Regions from separate parts of the Homo sapiens genome. Here region 1 is linked to region 2. A link is an interaction called in ENCODE POLR2A ChIA-PET data of the cell type or tissue named here. Cell type or tissue: PC-9. All regions are shown on one strand. Links, peaks and the distances in the headings refer to the core of each region. The heading gives the core; the rest is flanking DNA. Region 1 has its middle 9.0 kb from the start of CCDC43. Region 2 holds the start of HEXIM2 (HEXIM P-TEFb complex subunit 2).

Evidence for each region. ChIA-PET counts read pairs that join two places held together with the same protein. Peaks named below come from ENCODE experiments on the same cell type or tissue, not always from the same donor. Only the 100,000 strongest peaks of a DNase experiment are listed, where the experiment ranks them.
Region 1: POLR2A ChIA-PET joins it to region 2 with 14 read pairs; 5 of 35 experiments call an interaction of 5 or more read pairs at or near these places.

Annotation. Positions count from the first base shown.
Region 1 is chr17:44,693,340-44,704,139 of GRCh38, forward strand. No RefSeq gene overlaps it. Among named protein-coding and RNA genes, the nearest start is that of CCDC43, 9.0 kb to the left of the region's middle. In PC-9, for the core only: no CTCF peak of the experiment used is centred there; no DNase peak of the experiment used is centred there.
Region 2 is chr17:45,156,654-45,165,935 of GRCh38, forward strand. It overlaps HEXIM2 (HEXIM P-TEFb complex subunit 2), which reads left to right and starts at 5,222. Exons shown (of 4, transcript NM_001303441.2): 1 at 5,222-5,378; 2 at 5,835-5,982; 3 at 6,097-6,206. The coding sequence starts at 6,141. It overlaps HEXIM2-AS1 (HEXIM2 antisense RNA 1), which reads right to left and starts at 4,885. Exons shown (of 3, transcript NR_186789.1): 1 at 4,808-4,885; 2 at 2,677-2,839. RefSeq lists enhancers at 3,857-4,472, 4,473-5,088, 4,742-4,971, 5,089-5,704, 5,122-5,321 and 1 more. In PC-9, for the core only: CTCF peaks have their summits at 4,394, 4,595 and 4,794; DNase peaks (open chromatin) are centred at 1,748, 4,368 and 5,058; H3K4me3 peaks cover 4,074 bases; H3K27ac peaks cover 4,281 bases.

The sequences.
Region 1 (10,800 bases), core at 1,600-9,599, 460 kb before region 2:
CAAAAAAAAAGAAAAAATTATATAAATGGATAAGCGACAAATTGAAAGCTTACAAAAAATAAAATACGCAAATTAAGATTGCAGTGAAATACCACGTCCGCTTTTCAGATCAAAAAAGTCTGATAATATGCTGTATTGAACTGTGCTTGGGTAAAAGACATTGGAAAATGTTAGAGCAGAAAGTAAATGGATCTGGTCTTGTTGGAGGACTGTTTGTTTGAAAAGACCCAGCATTTCTGCTTCTGGGAATTTGTTCATAAGTTATTCATTTATTTTTATCTTTACTTGTGGTAAAATACACAATTTGCCATCTTAACTATTTTTAAGTATACGATTTAATAGTGTTAAGTATTAATTATTTTTAAAATTTTTGGTTTAAACTGGGCGTGGTGCCTGTTTAAACTGGGCGTGGTTTAAACTGGGCGTGGTTGGCTGGGCGCGGTGGCTCACGCCTGTAATCCCCGCACTTAGGGAGGCCAAGGTGGGTGGATCACTGAGGTCAGGAGTTCAAGACCAGTCTAGCCAACATGGCAAAACCCTGTCTCTACTAAAAATATAAAAATTAGCCAGGTGTGGTAATGCATGCCTATAGTCCCAGCTACTTGGCCACTTGAGAAGCTGAGGCAGGAGATTCACTCGAATTCGGGACACGGAGGTTGCAGTGAGTTGAGATAATGCCACTGCATTCCAGCCTGGGCAACAGAGTGAGACTCTGTCTCAAAAAAAGAAAAAAATTTTGATTTAATATTTTGTATAATGGCCAGGCACACTGGCTTACACCTGTAATCCCAGTACTTTGGGAGGCTGACAAGGGAGGATTGCTTGAGGCCAGGAGTTCGAGACTAACCTGGTCAACATAATGAGACCCCAGCTCTACAAAAAAAAAAAGTGGTGGTGCATGTCTTTTGTCCTACCTACTCAGGAGGTTGAGGCAAGAGGATCACTTGAGCCCAGGAGCTCAAATTTACATGAGCTATGATGATGCCACTGCATTCTAGCCTGAACAACAGAACAAAACTCTGTCTTTAAAAAATAAAACTGTGCATTTGTGTAGAATCACATTTTTCTAAGGATATTCATTGTAGTGAAGCTTTTTGTAGTAAAAGAATAGTCTACATTTTATGTATATGAGACTGGTTCAAAAACTCTGGTAGCCACACAAAGAAGTATTGCACAGCTGTAAAAAAAAAAAAAAAAATGAACAAAGAGGCCGGGCGCGGTGGCTGGTGCCTGTAGTCCCAGCACTTTGGGAGGCCAAAGCAGGTGGATCACCTGAGGTCAAGAGTTCGAGACCAGCCTGGCCAACTAAAAATACAAAAATTAGCTGGGCATGGTGGTAAGCACCTGTAATCCCAGCTACTCGGGAGGCTGAGGCAGGAGAATCGCTTGAATCCAGGAGGCAGAGGTTGCAGTGAGAGGAGATCATGCCATTGCTCTCCAGCCTGGGCTACAGAGCAAGACTCCGTCTCGAAAAAAAAAAAAAAAAAAGAACAAAGAAGCTCTTTATGCACTGACATGTATCAAAGTTCGAGATACATTGTTTAAAAAGTACAGATCAACAATATGTAATGCTTGCCACCATCACTATTTAAAAAGAAGTTAGGGTAGGGGAATACATGTACATATGTGTCCTTGTATGTGCATAGGCTATCTCTGGAAAGATACACCAGGGATATGTGAGAATGGTTGTCCACTGAGGAGGAGAACTGAAGGAGACTGGTTTTGAACTGTTATATTTATTTACTTTGTATCTTTTTGTAAAAGAAAGCAAATTTGAAGCCCTTTCTCCAACCTCATTTTCTCCCCTCTCTCCCCAGATGTAACCACTATTCCTGAATTTGGTGTTTATTTTCTTCTTGAATGTTTTTAAACATAGTACACATTGCTACATATATAATACATATTACAACATATGGATGTATCCATAATATATCACATTGGTGTGCATGCTGTACTTTTCATTCTGCAATGTGCTTTTTCACTCAAGGTTGTTTAAAATATTTACCCATGTTGGGCCGGGCGCAGTCGCTCATGCCTGTAATCCCAGCACTTTGGGAGGCCTAGGCGGGTGGATCAGCTGAGGTCAAGAGTTTGAGACAAGCCTCACCAACATGGTGAAACCCCATCTCTACTAAAGCTACAAAAATTAACTGGGCGTGGTCACGCACGCCTGTAATCCCAGCTACTTAGGAGGCTGAGGCAGGAGAATAGCTTGAACCTGGGAGGCGGAGGTTGCAGTGAGCCAAGACTGCGCCACTGCACTCCAGCCTAGGTGACAGAGCAAGACCCTGTCTCAAAAAATATATACGTGTATATGGCCGGGCACGGTGGCTCATGCCTGTAATCCCAGCACTTTGGGAGGCCAAGGCGGGCGGATCACCTGAGGTCAGGGGTTCGGGACAAGCCTGACCAACATGGAGAAACCCCATCTCTACTAAAAATGCAAAATTAGCCAGGTTTGGTGGCACATGCCTGTAATCCCAGCTACTTGGGAGGCTGAGACAGGAGAATCGCTTGAACCCGGGAGGCGGAGGTTGCGGTTAGCCGAGATCGCGCCATTGCACTCCAGCCTGGGCAACAAAAGCGAAACCCCATCTCAAAAAAAAAAAGAAAAAAATATATATAATATATATGTATCTATATATATTTTATATATATCTTTACCCATGTTGATATATGTAGCTCTTATCCATCCATTTAAATCACTGCATAGTATTCCGTTGCTTTAATATGCTCCAGCTGATCCATTCCTCTGCCGATGGATGGTGAGGTTAGTTCCTAGTTTTCCAGTCAGTGCACCAGTTCACATTCTTAGGTGGTCCCCTTGCCCACCATGGGAAAGTTCCTCTAGATCAGTGAGCATCAGACATTTTTGCCACATACTCTTAGCAGTAAAAATATTCTCAGCATGTACACCTAATGCACTAATATGTAGTTATTTATGAATTATTTGTGTGAACTGCTATATCAAATTAGTATGTCCATCATAAAACATACAAAAAGAGAACTACAAAAAGGAGAAAATCGTTAAAAAATGAAGTAGGCCGGGCGTGATGGCTCACACCTGTAATCCCAACACTTTGAGAGGCCGAGGTGGGTGGATCACTTGAGGTCAGGGGTTCAAGACCAGCCTGGCCAACATGGTGAAACCGGGTCTGTACTAAAAATACAAAAATTAGCCGAGCAATGGTGGTGGGCATCTGTAATCCCAGCTACTCGGGAGTCTGAGGCAAAAGAATCGCTTGAACCCGGGGAGCGGAGGTTGCAGTGAGCCAAGATTGAACCACTGCACTCCAGGCCTAGGCGACAGAGCAAGACTCCGTCTGAAAAAAAAAAAAAAAGAAAGAAGTACATAATATAAATATTTATTATTTGTAGTATACCAAAAGTCCTTAGTAAAAATAATGTAGTTGAAGATGTTTCATTACCACCCCCACTTCTTTATTTATTTTTATTTTTAATTGTGGTAAAATATGTAATTTGGCATTTTAATCTTTTTTTTTTTTTTTTTTTTTGGTAGAGACAGGATTTCACCATGTTGACCAGGCTGATCTCGATCTCCTGGCCTCAAGCAATCCGTCCACCTCAGCCCCCCAAAGTGCTGGGATTACAGGCATAAGAGATTGCACCCGGACCCATCTTTTTTTTTTTTTTTTTTTTTTGAGACGGAGTCTTACTCTGTCGCCCAGGCTGGAGTGCAGTGGCGTGATCTCGGCTCACTGCAAGCTCCGCCTCCCAGGTTCACGCCATTCTCCTGCCTCAGCCTCCGGAGTAACTGGGACTACAGGCGCCCGCCACCGCGCCCGGCTAATTTTTTTTTTTGTATTTTTAGTAGAGACGGGGTTTCATCGTGTTAGCCAGGATGGTCTCGATCTCCTGACCTCATGATCCGCCCGCCTCGGCCTCCCAAAGTGCTGGGATTACAGGCGTGAGCCACCGCGCCCAGCCAACCCGGACCCATCTTAACATCCAACTATATACCAATTTATCCACCTCGGACCCCCAAACTGCTGGGATTACAGGCATAAGGGACTGCACCCGGCCCCATCTTAACCCTTTTTAAGTTTACCGTTTAGTAGTGTTAAGTATTCATTACCTTTTTTTTGAGACGGAGTTTTGCTCTTGTTGCCCATCCTGGAGTGCAATAGCGTGACCTTGGCTCACTGCAAACTCTGCCTCCCGGGTTCAAGCGATTCTCCTGCCTCAGCCTCCTGAGTAGCTGGGATTACAGGCATGCACCACTACGCCAGGCTAATTTTGTATTTTTAGTAGAGACGGGGTTTCTCCATGTTTGTCAGGCTGCTCTTGAACTCCTGATCTCAGGTGATCCGACTGCCTCAGCTTCCCAAAGTGCTGGGATGACAGGCGTGAGCCACCACACCCAGCTGTATTCATTACTTTAAAACTTTTGGTTTAACAATGTGTATTACAGCTATTTAAGTTCTATTCATTTCAATTCTTGGTTTTCATGACTGTCTTGACTGCAGTCTTGACCCCTATGATGGACTCTTAGGGGTTTATTATAGTACTCTATCTACTTTCATGAATATTTTTTATGCTCCATTTCTCTAAAATCTGCATCATTGTGCTTAACAAAACCAGTCATTTTAAAATCCCATCTACCAAGGCTTTTATTGAAATTGGACTCATTTCTATCTTCCCTGATTTTTTTTTTTTTAATTTTTGTGAGTACCAAGTAGGTATATATATTTCTGGGATACATGAGATGTTTTGCTACGGAATCTTCCCTGATGTTTATCAGTTGTTTTTTCCAAACTAATCAGAAGGCATTGTATTTTTTTCTTTTTTTTTTTTTGAGATGGAGTTTCACTCTTGTTGCCCAGGCTGGAGTGCAATGGCACAATCTCAGCTCACTGTAACCTCCACCTCCTGGGTTCAAGCGATTCTCCTGCCTCAGCCTCCCAAGTAGCTGGGATTACAGGCATGTGCCACCACGCCTGGCTAATTTTGTATTTTTAATAAAGACGAGGTTTCTCCATGTTGGTCAGGCTGGTCTCAAACTCCTGACCTCAGGTGATCCGCCCACCTCGGCCTCCCAAAGTGCTGGAATTACAGGCGGGAGCCATCATGCCTGGCCTGTTTTCTTTTCTTTTGAGAAAGGGTCTTGCCCTGTCACCCAGGCTGGAGTGCAGTGGCAGGATCATAGATCACTGCAGCATTGAACTCCTGGGCTCAAGACATCCTCCCACCTCAGCCTTCTGAGTAGCCAGGACTATATGTGCATGCCACCATGCCCGGCTAGTTTTCTTTTCTTTTTTTTCCTGAGACAGAGTCTCACTCTGTCACCCAGGCTGGAGTGCAGTGGCGTGATCTTGGCTCACTGCACCCTCCCAGGTTCAAGTGATTCTCCCTGCCTCAGCTTCTCAGGTAGCTGAGATTACAGGTGCCTACCACCACGCCCAGCTGATTTTTTTTTTTTTTTTGAGATGGAGTCTTGCTCTTGTTGCCCAGGCTGGAGTGCAGTGGCACAATCTTGGCTCATTGCAACCTCTACCTCCTGGATTCAAGCAATTCTCCTGCCTCAGCCTCCCAAGTAGCTGGGATTAAAGATGCATGCCACCACGTTGGGCTAATTTTTGTGTTTTTAGTAGAAACAGGGTTTCACCATGTTGGCCAGGCTGGTCTGGAACTCCTGACCTCATGATCTGCCCACCTCAGCCTCCCAAAGTGTTAGGATTAGAGGCGTGAGCCACCACGCCCGGCCTGATTTTGTATTTTTAGTAGAGATGGGGTTTCACCATGTTGGCCAGGCTGGTCTTGAACTCCTGACCTCAGGTGATCCGCCCACTTCGGCCTCCCAGAGTACTGGGATTACGGGCGTGAGCCACTGTGCCCAGCCTGCCAGCTAGTTTTTTTAGATTTTTTTTTTTTTTTTTAAGAGAGACAGAATCTCCCTGTGTTTCCCAGGCTGGTCTCGAACTCCTGGCCTCAGGAGATCCTCCCACTTTGGACTCCCAAAATGCTGGGATTACAGGTATGAGCCACCACACCCAGCATTGTTTTTTCTTCTTTTTTAGATGGAGTCTCGCTCTGTCACCCAGGTTGGAGTGCAGTGGTGCAATTTTGGCTCACTGCAACCTCTGCCTCCCAGCTTCAAGCGATTCTCCTGCCTCAGCCTCCCGAATAGCTGGGACTACAGGCGCGTGCCACCACACCCGGCTAAGTTTTTGTATTTTTAGTAGAGATGGCGTTTCACCATGTTGGCCAGGATGGTCTCGATCTTCTGACCTCATGATCCGCCCATCTTGGCCTCCCAAAGTCCTAGGATTACAGGCATGACCCACCGCACCCAGCCACCTTTTTAAAAAATATATATACAGAGATAGGGTCTCACTCTTTCACCCAAGCTGGAATGCAGTGGCACAATCACAGCTCACAGCAGCCCAAAGTCCTGGGCTCAAGGGATCCTCCCATCTTAGCCTCCCAAGTAGGTAGGAATACAGGCGCCCACCACCGGATCTAGCCAATTTTTTTTTTTTTTTTTTTTGAGACAGGGTCTCACTCTGCTGCCCAGACTGGAGTGCAGTGGGGCAATCTCAGCTCAGTGCAGCATCAACCTCCTGGGCTCAAGCAATCCTCCCACCTCAGCCCATTTTTTTTTTAAGTATTTTATAGTGACAGAGTGTCACTGTGTTGTTGCCCAGGCTGGTCTCAAACTGCTGGCCTCAAGTGATCCACCTGCCTCAGCCTCCCAAAGTGCTGGGATTGCGGGTATGAGCCACCTTTTCCTGCCCAAAACCCATTGAGACAGTTGCTTGGAAGATTTTTAAATGGTTTAGCAAATTCTGTTTTATAGATTTTTTTTTCTTTTTATGGAGACAGAGACCCACTCTGTAGCCCAGGCTGGAGTACAGTGACACAATCTCAGCTTACTGCCAAGTGATTCTTGTGCCTCAGCCTTCTGAGTAGTTGGGATTACAGGCAAGCACCACCGCCCCCAGCTAATTATTGTATTTTTAGTAGAGATGGGGTTTCGCCATGTTGGCCAGGCTGGTCTTGAACTCCTGGCCTCAAATGATCCACCAGCTTTGGCCTCCAGAAGTGCTGGGATTACAGGTGTGAGTCACCGCGCCCAGCCTAGATTTTTAAATGTGAGAATCAGATGTTTTGTTTTATTTATTTATTTATTTATTTATTTATTTATTTATTTAGACAGAGTCTCACTCTATCACCCAGGCTGGAGTGCAGTGGCACGATCTCGGCTCATTGCAAGCTCCACCTCCCAGGTGCACACCATTCTCCTGCCTCAGCCTCCCGGGTAGCTGGGACTACAGGCGCCCGCCACCATGCCCGGCTAACTTTTTGTATTTTTAGTAGAGACAGGGTTTCACCGTGTTAGCCAGGATGGTCTCGATCTCCTGAGCTCGTGATCCACCCACCTCGGCTCCCCAAAGTGCTGGGATTATAGGCATGAGCCGCCGCACCCGGCCCGTTTTGTTTTATTTTTAAAGATGGTTCACATACCTTTATTAGAAACAAAGTCATTAAAGATCAAAACATTTCCAAACATGTGTCTTCAAAATATGCTCTTTATGGCATGAGCTTCTCTTGATTAGTGGTGATTTTTTTCACCCCTTGGCCAGCTGACTCCTTCTCAACACTGGATTCTCACCGAACCATAAGAGTTTGTACCTGTAATACTCATTTGTGTGTGAAGCACTAGGATTATTTGTAACTGTAATCTTGCTCATTCACAAGAATATGGTTAAGCCCCTTGTCCACTTTGGAGAGTTAGGAAAAATTATATCTAGATAGCATAATCTGTAAATCCACTTATCTGGACATACGTAAACTGTATAGAGACTAGGTGTGGTCTCTCACCTGTGATCCCAACACTGGGAGGCCAAGGCAGGAGGATCGATTGAGGCCAGGAGTTCAAGACCAGCCTGGGCAACACAGCAAAACTATTAGTAAATAAATAAAATAATGATAATAATAAAAACTGTGTAGAACACTGAAAAGCAAACATGGCGCAGGACACTGAAAGAAAACACACAACCCCTCCAAATACGAAGCTCCTGACCCCTTACCCAGTTACCTCACCTGTCTTACATAACCCAAGATGTCTAACAGATGCCCAGTGTCAATCCACTTACTAAATATTAATAAAGCTTACTTGTTTTTCTTCTTTTAGATAATATAATACACTTAAATTATAATGTGTTTTTTCAGCACCTCTATGATCAATTTTTTTTTTTTTTTTTTAGATGGAGTCTTGCTCTGTCACCCAGGCTGGAGTGCAGTGGTGCAATCTCGGCTCACTGCAACCTCTGCCTCCCGGATTCAAGCGATTCTCCTGCCTCAGCCTCCTGAGTAGTTGGGATGACAGGCGCCCACCACCATGCCCGGCTAATTTTTGCATTTTCAGTTGAGACAGGGTTTCGCCATGTTGGTCAGGCTGGTCTCGAACTGCTGACCTCAGGTGATCTGCCCACCTCAACCTCCCAAAGTGCTGGGATTACAGGCGTAAGCCACTGCACGCAGCTCTTTTTTTTTTTTTTTTTTTTTTTTTTTGAGACAGAGTCTCACTTTCTTATCCACGCTGAAGTGCAGTGGTATAATCATCCCTCATTGCAGCCTCCACCTCCTGGGCTCAACTGATCCTCCCACCTCAGGCTCCTGAGTAGCTAGGACCACAGGCATGCACCACCACACCCAGCTAATTTTTTTTTTTAATTTTTAGTAGAGATGAAGTGTCACTATGTTGCTCAGACTGGTCTCAAACTCCTGGGCTGAAGCGATTCACCTGCCTCAGCCTCCCAAAGTGCTGAGATTAAAGGTGTGAGTCCCCATGCCTGACCTTTGTAATCATCTTGTACCTGAGGCACACCTTTCTTTTTTGGCCGGGGCGGGGGGGTGGGGGGCGGAGAGTCTTGCTCTGTCACCCAGGCTGGAGTGCAGTGGGGCCATCTCAGCTCACTGCCACTTCTGCCTCCTTGGTTCAAACAATTCTGCTGCCTCAGTATCCCAAGTACCTGGGATTACAGGCACACACCACCATGCCTGGCTAATTTTTATATTTTTTAAGTAGAGATGGGGTTTCATCCTGTTGGCCAGGCTGGTCTTGAACTCCTGACCCCAAGTGATCCGCCCACCTTGGCCTCCCAAAGTGCTGAGATTACAGGCATGAGCCACCATGCCTGGCCAAGGCACACCTTTCTTTGGAGACCACCGGCCCAGGATAAACCTAGAAGAGTGTTAGACTGAAGGGCAGGTACCTTATTGGGTACTAAATTGCTCTCCCAAGGTTTGCCCCAGTTTTATACCCCACCCTTTTCTTTGCATTTTTACTAGAATTTGGTTTTAATACACATTAATTTTTGCAGATCAAAAGTTATGAAGTGGCATTTAATTATTGTTAAATTGGTATTTTCCTAATTATTAGTGAGTCGTAGCATGCTTTATGTTTATCAGCCCTTAAAATGTCTCATGTTTGTATTGCCCGTATTTTTCTTTTGTGTTATTTGTCTTTTCCACATTGATTTTTAAGAATCTACTTTTTCTTTTCCATTTCATTAATTTCTATCCTTTGCTATTTCTGACTGTCTACAGCCTTTGGGCTCACTGTTTTGTTCATTTTTCTGACTTCTCAAGTTGAACACTTAGCTAATTCATTTTCAATTATTCTTATTTTCTCTTTCTTACTTCCTTATTTTCTTTTTCTTTCTTTCTTTTTTTTTTTTTTTCTTTTTAAGCAACAGAGTCTTGCTGTGTTGCCCAGGCTGGTCTCGAACTCCTGGTCTCAAACAGTCTGCCTGCCTCGGCCTCCCAAAGTGCTGGGGTTACAGGCATAAGCTACCACTCCTGGCCTAAATTTAACTTTTAGATTTGGGGGTACATGTGCAAGTTTGTCACAAGGGTATATTGTGCAATGCTGCAATTTGGGCTTGTCGGTGGGGGGTGGGCAGGGTGGGCTGGGGCAGAGTCTCCCTCTGTTGCCCAGACTGGACTGCAGTGGGGCAATCACAGCTCACTGCAGCCTTGACCTCCTGGGCTCAAGCGACCCTCTCACCTCAGCCTCTCCAATAGCTGGGACCACAGGTGCATACCTAATGCTCAGCTAATTTTTTATTTTATTTATTGTAGAGAAAGGTTCTCCCTATGTTGCCCAGGCTGGTCTCAAACCCCTGGGCTCAAGTGATCCTCGGGCCTTGGTGTCCCAAGTGTTGGGATTACAGGCATCAGCCACCACACCTGGCCTGGGCTTCGAGTGATCCCATCACCCAGATAGTGAACATATTACCCACCTTCCTCTCTCCAGCCTTCCCTCCTTTTGGAGTCCCCAGTGTCTATTGTTCTCATCTTTATGTCCATGTGTATCCAGGGTTTAGATCCCACTTAAAAGTGAGAACATGCAATATTTGGTTTTCTGTTTCTGTGCTAATTTGCTTAGGAGAATGGCCTCCAGCTACACTCACATTGCTACAAAAGACATGATGTTTTTTTTTTTTTTGAGATTGAGTTTTGCTCTTGCTGCCCAGGCTGGAGTGCAATGGCAAGATCTCAGCTCACCGCAACCTCTGACTTCCAGGTTCAAGCTATTCTCCTGCCTCACCCTCCCGAGTAGATGGGATTACAGGCATGCGCCACCACACCCGGCTAATTTTGTATTTTTAGTAGAGATGGGGTTTCTCCATGTTGGTCAGGCTGGTCTCGAACTTCCAACCTCAAGTGATCCGCCCACTTCGGCCTCCCAAAGTACTGGGATTACAGGCGTGAGCCACTGCCCCCAGCAATTTCATTATTTTTTATGGCTGTATAGTATCCCATGGTGTATAT
Region 2 (9,282 bases), core at 1,283-9,282:
AGCAAAGTGTAAATGGTTGAGGCTAGAAATAAAAAGTTATTTTTTTAAAAAAAGAGAATGTTGCCAGGTACGGTGGCTCACGCCTGTAATCCCAGCACTTTGGGAGGCCGAGGCGGGCGCATCACAAGGTCAAGAGATCGAGACCATCCTGGCCAATATGGTAAAACTCCGTCTCTACTAAAAATACAGAAAAAAAATTAGCTAGGCATGGTGGTGCCCACCCGTAGTCCCAGCTACTTGGGAAGCTGAGGCAGGAGAATTGCTTGAACCCAGGAGGCAGAGGTTGCAGTGAGCCGAGACTGCGCCACTGCACTCCAGTCTGGTGACAGAGTGAGACTCTCAAAAACAAACAAACAAACAAAAAAAGCTACAAAAATTAGCCGGGTGTGGTGGTGGGCGCCTGTAATCCCAGATATTTGGGAGGCTGAGGCAGGGAGAACTGCTTGAAGCCGGGAGGCAGAGGTTGCGGCAAGCCGAGATCGTGCCACTGCACTCCAGCCTGGGCAACAGAGCTAGACTCCATCTCAAAAAGAAAAAAAAAAAAGAATGTCAAATTCAGGCCCTAAACACCATGGGAACTGCTGACCAAAGGATAAAAGTCATACTTTGCAACTGGAGCAAAATATATGGTCCAGGAGGCAAAATTTCAATCTTTGGCCAAATTTTTGCCAAAAAAGATCAAGAACAGGATGTTGGGGCCTAAACACAGGAGGGTAAAAAACTGATTAACTGGCCAGGCACCGTAGCTCACGCCTGCAATCCTAGCACACTGGGAGGCCGAGGTGGGCGGACCACCTGAGGTCAGGAGTTGGAGACCAGCCTGGCCAACATGGTAAAACCCTGTCTCTACTAAAAATACAAATACAGGCCGGGCACAGTGGCTCACTGACTGTAATCCCAGCACTTTGGGAGGCCAAGGTGGGAGGATCACCTGAGGTTGGGAGTTCAAGACCAGCCTGACCAACATGGAGAAACCCCATCTCTACTAAAAATACAAAACTAGCCGTGCATGGTGGCGCATGCCTATAGTCCCAGCTCCTTGGGAGGCTGAGGCAGGAGAATCGCTTGAACCCAGGAGGCAGAGGTTGTGGTGAGCCAAGATCACACCATCGCGCTCCAGCCTTGGCAACCAGGTGAAACTCCGTTCCAGAAAAAAATAAAATGCAAAAATTAGCCAGGCATGGTGGTGAGTGCCTGTAATCCTAGCTACGCGGGAGGCTGAGGCAGGAGAATCGCTTAAACCTGGGAGGTGGAGGTTGCAGTGGGCGAAATCGCGCCACTGCACTCCAGCCTGGGCGACAGAGCAAGATTCCATCTCAAAAGAAAAGGAAAAAAAATTGATTTAACTGTGGAAACCAAACAGAAGCAAGCATCTTCATCCCGAAGAGGGGGAATTACTGTAAAGAATCACTCCTTTTCTGCAATTATACAGGCAGCAGGAAAAAAAAACAAAAAAAAAACCTCCTACCTCTGTCAACGAATCCTACTCACACATAGTCACTGCTCCCTAGGATTTGGCCATCAGGCAAAATGAGTGTCCAGGACTTCACAGCCACAACCAGTGGGCACCCTGAGAGACTGATCCTCATTCAGCCTACTTGGATGGCTCTTTTGTGATGCTATGGACAACTAAGGCCACACTTTGGTAAGGCAGGCTTTCCAACTGCCCCAATGATCTTTGAAGCATTCCTTGTGAAGTTCTCATATAACAAAGTTACAAGGAGTAAGTGTTTACATAGCGACTTAAGACTAGTTACTCCTCTAGGTATTTATGAGGGAGACAGTGCTGATACCATTTTCAAATGAATATAGAGTTTGTAGAATTTGTCATAAAAGCATAATGCAACTCATCTGAGAGGGGAGAGCTGAAAAGGAAGTTGAAAGTCTGGTTGAACAGTAGATGAACAATAGACTAAGCAGCAAAATGACCAGTTTGGCCTCATTATCAGTATTTGGCCTCTGGCCAAGTCAACCAAGTTAAGGGCAGCACACACAGAAACAGAGCTCGGAGTTCCTAATTTTCAGTCCTACAGTCCTGTGTTTTCCTTAGATAACCAGGAGGCCACTAATAAGCTGGTTTTATTCCCATTTTTTCTTTTTTTTTTTTTGAGACAGAATCTTGCTCTGTCACCCAGGCTGGAGTGCAGTGGCACGATCTCGGCTCACTGCAACCTCCAGCCCCGGGGTTCAAGCAATTCTCCTGCCTCAGCTTCCCAAGTAGCTGTGACTACAGGTGCACACCACCACACTCAGCTAATTTTTGTATTTTTAGTAGAGATGGGGTTTCACCATGTCTGCCAGGACGGTCTCAATCTCTTGACCTCGTGATCTGCCCGCCTTGGCCTCCCAAAGTGCTGGGATTACAGGCGTGAGCCACTGTGCCCGGCCTATTCCCAATTTTTCTTAGCAAAGAATGGAAAAGCTTGTGGGTCAACCTTAAGGATAGTAAGTTTCATTTACAAATGAGTAACAAATTTCTGCTGCTGGTACAGTATTTGCCACTCAGTAGCATCCAAAAATTTCACTAGATTACTTCATAATGGAGGATGAATCCCAAGTGTCTAGGATCCTCCATTAAATTCTTGACAGAAGACCCACAAAGATCGTCTTTAAAAGCCTTTTCTGTTCCTATGACTATTTAAGTCCTACCAAGTTAGTTAGCTTTTTTAAACTCACATCTCTTGATCAGTGTAGAGCGAACATGTCATATGTAGGTAAAAAATCAAACCACAGTAGGCATCAAGTGTACTGAAGCTTCAGTTAGGAGTAAGTGGTTCCAGTTTTGGATTGAGGACCCTAGTCAATGATGATCCTATTTTGTAATCCAGTTGTAAAACATCTGGGGAGCAGAGGGAAAAAAGTTAATGCTATGGAGTTGTCACTCCAACTGAAGAAAAATTATTAATAGGAGGAGCAGAACTTCAGTTCTGGAAAACTTTTTTTTTTTTTTGAGACAGAGTCTTACTCTGTCACCCAGGCTGGAGTGCAACGGTGAGAGGCTCATGGCAAACTCTGCCTCCTGGGTTCAAGCGATTCTCCTGCCTCAGCCTCCCGAGTAGCTGGGATTACAGGCACGCAACTCCACACCCGGCTAATTTTGTATTTTTAGTAGAGAAGGGGCTTCACCATGTTGGCCAGGTTGGTCTCAAACTCCTGACCTCAGGTGATCCACCCGCCTCCACCTCCCAAAGGGCTGGGATTACAGGTGTGAGCCACCGCGCCAGGCCAAGTTCTGTTAAACTTTTAGTAAGGCTGAAGGCTTAGGCATGTTTTGACCATTTGTAACTGATAATAAGACTCATCACAAGGTACCCACAAAATTCACTGCCAGTCACTCTGCTACGTCAAAGCCTCTCCTACTTCAGCACCTACCTAGGCATAATTTTAACTGACATTTTAGCAATAAAACTTTTATTTGAAGATATCCTTGAGCCACAAATCTCTCTGGATTTAGATTTCAAGCAGTAGGAAGTAAGATGGTTTAACCTGCAATTCAATAAAAGAACTTCACATCAAACTTCAATCTTTAAGAAGCTGCTACAGCTATAATGTAAGGTTAAGAGTTTATTCTTTCAAAGCAGGTCTCCTCATCTCTTAAACGCTATACATATGAAGTAGATAAAAACTGGTTTCTTTTTTGGTAGCATTTAGGATCTACAAAAGTGATCCTTCAATTACTTGGAATTTCAAAAAATTGAGGTTACCTAGTAACAATGCACCAGTAGAACACAAAATACTCTGACTTTGTTTAGTCTGTGGGAAAAGAAAAATCTTTAAACTGGAAAGATTTTGTAGTCTTACAAAGATTACATTGGAATTGGAATTACTGTAGTTCGTTTTTCCCTCTAGGAGGGCAGCCATTTCTCTAAAAGTTGTGTAAAAGTTAAGACTAGGATTTCAAAATGCAAGCAGATGTTGATGAAGCATACGAAATGGGCAACTCCGTTTCTATTTCGGAGCCGCAGCGACTCCGACTTTGTGCCCCAACCCTGTAAAGGGCAAAACCTCATCCCTTCGGTGTAAACTTTCAAGAGAAGTGGGGCAGCACACTTTAGGCGTTTCACCAAGAGGCTGGCGACATGCTAGGTCAGGTTGTCCGGAGAATCGGGGCTGAATGGGAGAGATCTTGAGGGCAAGAGCCTCAGAGACCTTCAGGCACCGAGCTCGTGAAGGTTTCCAAGTGCCCCTCTCTAGCTGCTCCCAGGGGGAATTAGTGGTTGCTACAGTAGTTTAAGAGGGTCGTGGTTTTTCGCAACCCGGGCGGCGAGATGGCGCTTTGGTGTAAGCGAGGTAAGGTGGGTGCACTGGGATCTCCGCTCTCGGAGCCTCCAGCTGACTGCCACGCCGACTTGTGGCCAGACCTGCGACCTCCGCCCTCCCCCGCGGCGCCAGCCTCTGGAATCTGGCGTCGCCCCCACCTCTCCAGTCGAAGTGGGAGTCCCTCTGTGCGGGGCCTCGCCGCCATACCCAGGCCGAATGGGGGTGGGGAGGGAAGCTGGCAGAGCTCGGCCTCAGGATCCGCGCCCCTGTGGAAAGACCGCAGAGGGAAGCCGTTTCACCAGCCTCTCCCCTTCTGGGGTCTCGGGAAACACGCGGTAATTACCGAAGAACCCCGCACTCTGTGAGAGGCGAGGCTGCGGGGCTGCCGGGACGGTTTGAGGACCGGGCTCGGCCGAGGAGACTCCAACCTTCACCCTCCCTGGCCCCCGGTCCCACTTCCCGCCGTCTCCCGGCGCCGCCACTTCAGGTAGCCCACTCGGCCCGGCCTCTCCCCGCGCCCGGACCACCCCCCACGGGGTGCTCTCACTGCGCAGCGAGTCCCTCCGCTGCCTCCTCCCAGCCCAAAATGGCGGCGATGGCCGCCGAGCTTCTCGTCGCCTTCCTCAAAGGCCAAGGATCCCTCCGCGCCTGCTGCCCCGCCCACCTTAGCCGGATCTATTTTCTGCCCCGTAAAGATTAACGCCATCAATGAACTCTTTAATTGAGTTCGGAGAAGGCGGGTCCAGTTGTGCCTCCTCACAGCTAATCGTTGCCAAAAAAGCGAGAATATTGGCAGAAGGCTTGACCAATCAAAGAAGGCAGTGATGCGCGCGCGGTCTGCCCCCGCGCAAGGGTAGATGGGTTTTGGAGTCTCGGGTGTGGCTGTTGACGTTACAGGCCCTTGGATCGCTTTTCAGGCCAGAAGAACTACAATCCCCAGCAGGCACCGCGCGTCCAGGCTCTCTCTTCCCCCCCATCTTAGTGGCCTGAGCGGCTTGACCAGAGCTGCTGCAACTGCAGCAAGAGGTAGGGCTCAGGCGTTGGGAATTGCACCGACAGGCAGTCGCACAGAAAGGCACACAGATGTAGTGGTGTGCATAGCCCTTGACAGCGAATAGGTCAGTTCCACCTTTGCAAAACCTCTTTCCATGACTGTCTCCCTTCTTCCAAGAAATCCATCCTTATCCTAGTTGGGTTTCCCTCCCAGCTGCATGTAGTGCAAAGACCTCTTTCCCCTTTTCTCCTGTTTCCCTTTCTGAGAGGAAGGAGGGAGGCAGGCCAGGACCTTAGAGGAAAAGTCCTCAGCACTAGGCTGGCCCAGGTCCCAGCTGTGCTTCTGGCCTTTGGAGCCCAGCTTGGGGAGAAGGTTGGGGGTGCAGGGCTGCATCAAGATTGGGGCCACTGGAGACAGTGGGGAAGGACTCGTGAGCTTGCTCCATGTTCTCCCGTGGCAGCAGCAGCCCCGCTGCACTCCCAGCCTCCCCAGGCAGTCCTCCTTTGCCCCTTTGGTGGTTGGGGAAACAAAACTTACACCTGGCTTCCTGGCTGCCAACCTGGGCCTCGGTGACTTCCAGGAGGACAGTACAGGACATGAGTCCTGGTGAGGGACCCGAGGAGCAGGACAGAGAAGACGGCCCCTGAATCCCATTTGGCCCCTTGCTGGCTGGAGGTGTGAAAACCAGCGGTGGAGGCAGCCTTCGGGGCCTGCATTTGAGAATAAGGGTATGAAGGGCTGGGGTACAAAATGGCTGCCACTGCCTGGGCAAACAATTCTGGGCAGCCAGAGTATTCCTGACGTTCCTTCAGGATTTAGGTTTCTGTTGTTGTTCAAAGCAGGTGTCACTAGTTCCAGGCGTCTGCTGAAAGATTTGGAACAGAAGATGATGGCCACTCCGAACCAGACCGCCTGTAATGCAGAGTCACCAGTGGCCCTGGAGGAGGCCAAGGTAAGTCCCTGCCCTCCTGCCCACCCAAGCACCACGAGCACGGGTCCCACAGCTGAGATCCAAACTTCTTGTCCCAGATGTGTTGGTAGATTTGGAAAACCAGTATTTTGACGAATCAGTACTATGCACTAGGCAATAGGCCGGAATCCCAGTCTATGCTAGCTGATGAAATCTTAGTAACTGGCCGGGTGCGGTGGCTCACACCTGTAATCCCAGCACTTTGGGAGGCCTAGGTGGGTGGATCACCTGAGGTCAGGAGTTCGAGACCAGCCTGACCAACATGGCAAAACCCTGGCTGTACTGAAAATGCAAAATTAGCCTGGCATAGTGGTGGCGCATGCCTGTGATCCCAGCTACTTGGGAGGTTGAGGCAGGAGAATCGCTTGAACCCAGGGGTCGGAGGTTGCAGTGAGCCAAGATCTCGCAATTGCACTCCAGCCTGGGCGTCAGAGCGAGACTCCGTCTCAAAAAAAAAAAAAAAAAAAAAAAATCCTAGTAACCCTTTCAGGTAGGAATTATTTCCAATTCCCAGAAGCTAAGGTTCTGAGACCTGAAATACCTGTTCCAGAATCATGCTATCTACAAGCAACAGACCCAGGGTTTAAACTTAGGGCCTTCTGACAACAGAACATTGCCTTGACCTCAAGTCCAAAGAGGGCATGGAGGGACTGGGTTGAATGTTTACATTTTGTCCAGGCTAAGAACCAAGTCTGAAGCAGGAAGAAGAGTTTTTGGTTCATAATTTGGAATGGACCCAGGCAGGCAATTCACTTGAGACCAGAAGTTCAAGACCAGCCTGGCCAACATGGTGAAACCTCATCTCTACTAAAAATACAAAAATTAGCTGGGCATGGTGGCACATGCCTGTAATACCAGCTACTCAGGAGGCTGATGCACCAGAATCACTTGAACCCAGGATGCAGAGGTTGCAGTGAGCTGAGATCACACCACTGCACTTTAGCCTGGGCGACAGAGTGACACTCCATCTCAAAAAAGAAACAAAAACAAAAACAGGCCAGGCGCAGTGGCTCACGCCTGTAATCCTAGCACTTTTGGAGGCTGAGGTGGGTGGATCACCTGAGGTCAAGAGTTCAAGACCAGCCTGGCCAACATGGTGAAACTCTGTCTCTACTAAAAATACAAAAATTAGATGGGCGTAATGACAGGCGGCTGTAATCCCAGCGACTCAGGAGGCTGAAGCAGGAGAATCACTTGAACCCATGAGGCAGAAGTTGCAGTGAGCTGAGATTGTGCCATTGCACTCCAGCTTGGGCAACAAGAACAAAACTCTCTCAAAAAAAAAAAAATGCTGGAAGCCGGGTGCAGTGGCTCACGCCTGTAATCCCAGCACTTTGGGAGGCCGAGGTGGGCGGATCACCTGAGGTCACGAGTTCGAGACCAGCCTGACCAACATGGAGAAACCCCATCTCTACTAAAAATACAAAATTAGCCAGGCGTGGTGGCACATTTCTATAATCCCAGCTAGTTGGGAGGCTGAGGCAGGAGAATCGCTTGAAACTGGGAGGCGGAGTTTGCAGTGAACTGAGATCACGCCCCTGCACTCCAGCCTGGGCAACAGAGCGAGACTCCGTCTCAAAAAAAAACCAAAAAAACAAAAAAACCTGAAATTAGCCCGGCGTGGTGGTGCATGCCTGTAATCCCAGCTGCTTGGGAGGCTGAGGCATGATAATCACTTGAACCCAGGAGGCAGAGGTTGCACTGAGCTGAGATCATGCCACTGCACTCCAGCCTGGGTGACAAAGTCAGACTTTCTCAAAAATAATAATAATTTGTAATGGAGGTGGGGGTAGGATATAACCCACGAAAGAGGAGAGAGAAAGATCATATCAGGCCCTCAGAGGATGGCACTTCCCAACCTGGCAACAGGAACCCATGCTTGTTCGGCCCATGTTCTCTCAGTACCTGCCCTTACCCATTCTTCCTTAGTCCACGACTCCCTATAGATGAGCAGGGGGCTTAGGACAGAGGTCAGAGAGCTTCTGACCCACCCTGCCTAGCCCATTCCGTGTTTTCTGGATTGACTGAATTCGGAATTCATGACATGTCAGGGCTACAATGTTCAGCCAGGTCACACAGCTTATCTACAGTAGTGGTCATGGTGGTAGAGGGCCAAGTCTTCAGGAGGGAGGCAGCAGGTAGGGCTAGGGGGCTGGGCTCGCTTGGGTGAGGGTGGAGGATCAATAGGGCACTTCTACTGAGGGCTGGGAGCATGTGACTGATTGTGCACACCAACAAGCCACCATGCCTTGGCATCCCAGTGGCCTTGCCTGTCCCAGCTGGGGCAACAGCTCTGTCTTATTTGGCCCAAGCCACTGGTGGAGACAAGGGCTATTGCTTTTATTTCGTGATCTCCCTGCAGGTGAAGTAACACAACAAACTCCACATACGTACACACCCCACACACATACACACCCTGACATACCTCCTTTTCCCTGAAATTCTCTTCGGGGTCTGCAAAACACACATGACATATGCCTGGCTCTTAAGGGCCGCGCATACACCACATTCCTCAGTACACACCCTGTGTGCATGGACCACGCTCACATGTCTCTGAACTGCGTTGCATATTATTCAACAACATACCAGTGGTAGTGGTTATTATTAGAAATTGCCCAAACCACAAACTTAGAGCAATTCATTTCCCATCTCCCACACCCAGTACTCCCACCCTTCCCACAACAGAGATAAACAGATGCCCTGAACATACACTCTCTTGACAGCCTTTATACCTCTTAGATAAGTTCTGGAACTCTCTCACTGCAGACTGGAGGCTGACCCTCCCTCTCTTTGGAGAGGATCTCTTTCCTGCCATTCATATTGGAGAGTGATACCACCTACCAACTTCTGCCTGGAATAAATATGTTCCATCATTTTATTTTATTTTATTTTTTAATTTAATTTAATTTAATTTAATTATTTTATTTTATTTTTTGAGCCAGAGTCTTACTCTGTTGCCCAGGCTGGAGTGCAGTGGCGTGATCTCGCCTCACTGCAACCTCCGCCTCCCAGGTTCAAGCGATTCTCCTACCTCAGCCTCCCAAGTAGCTGGGATTAC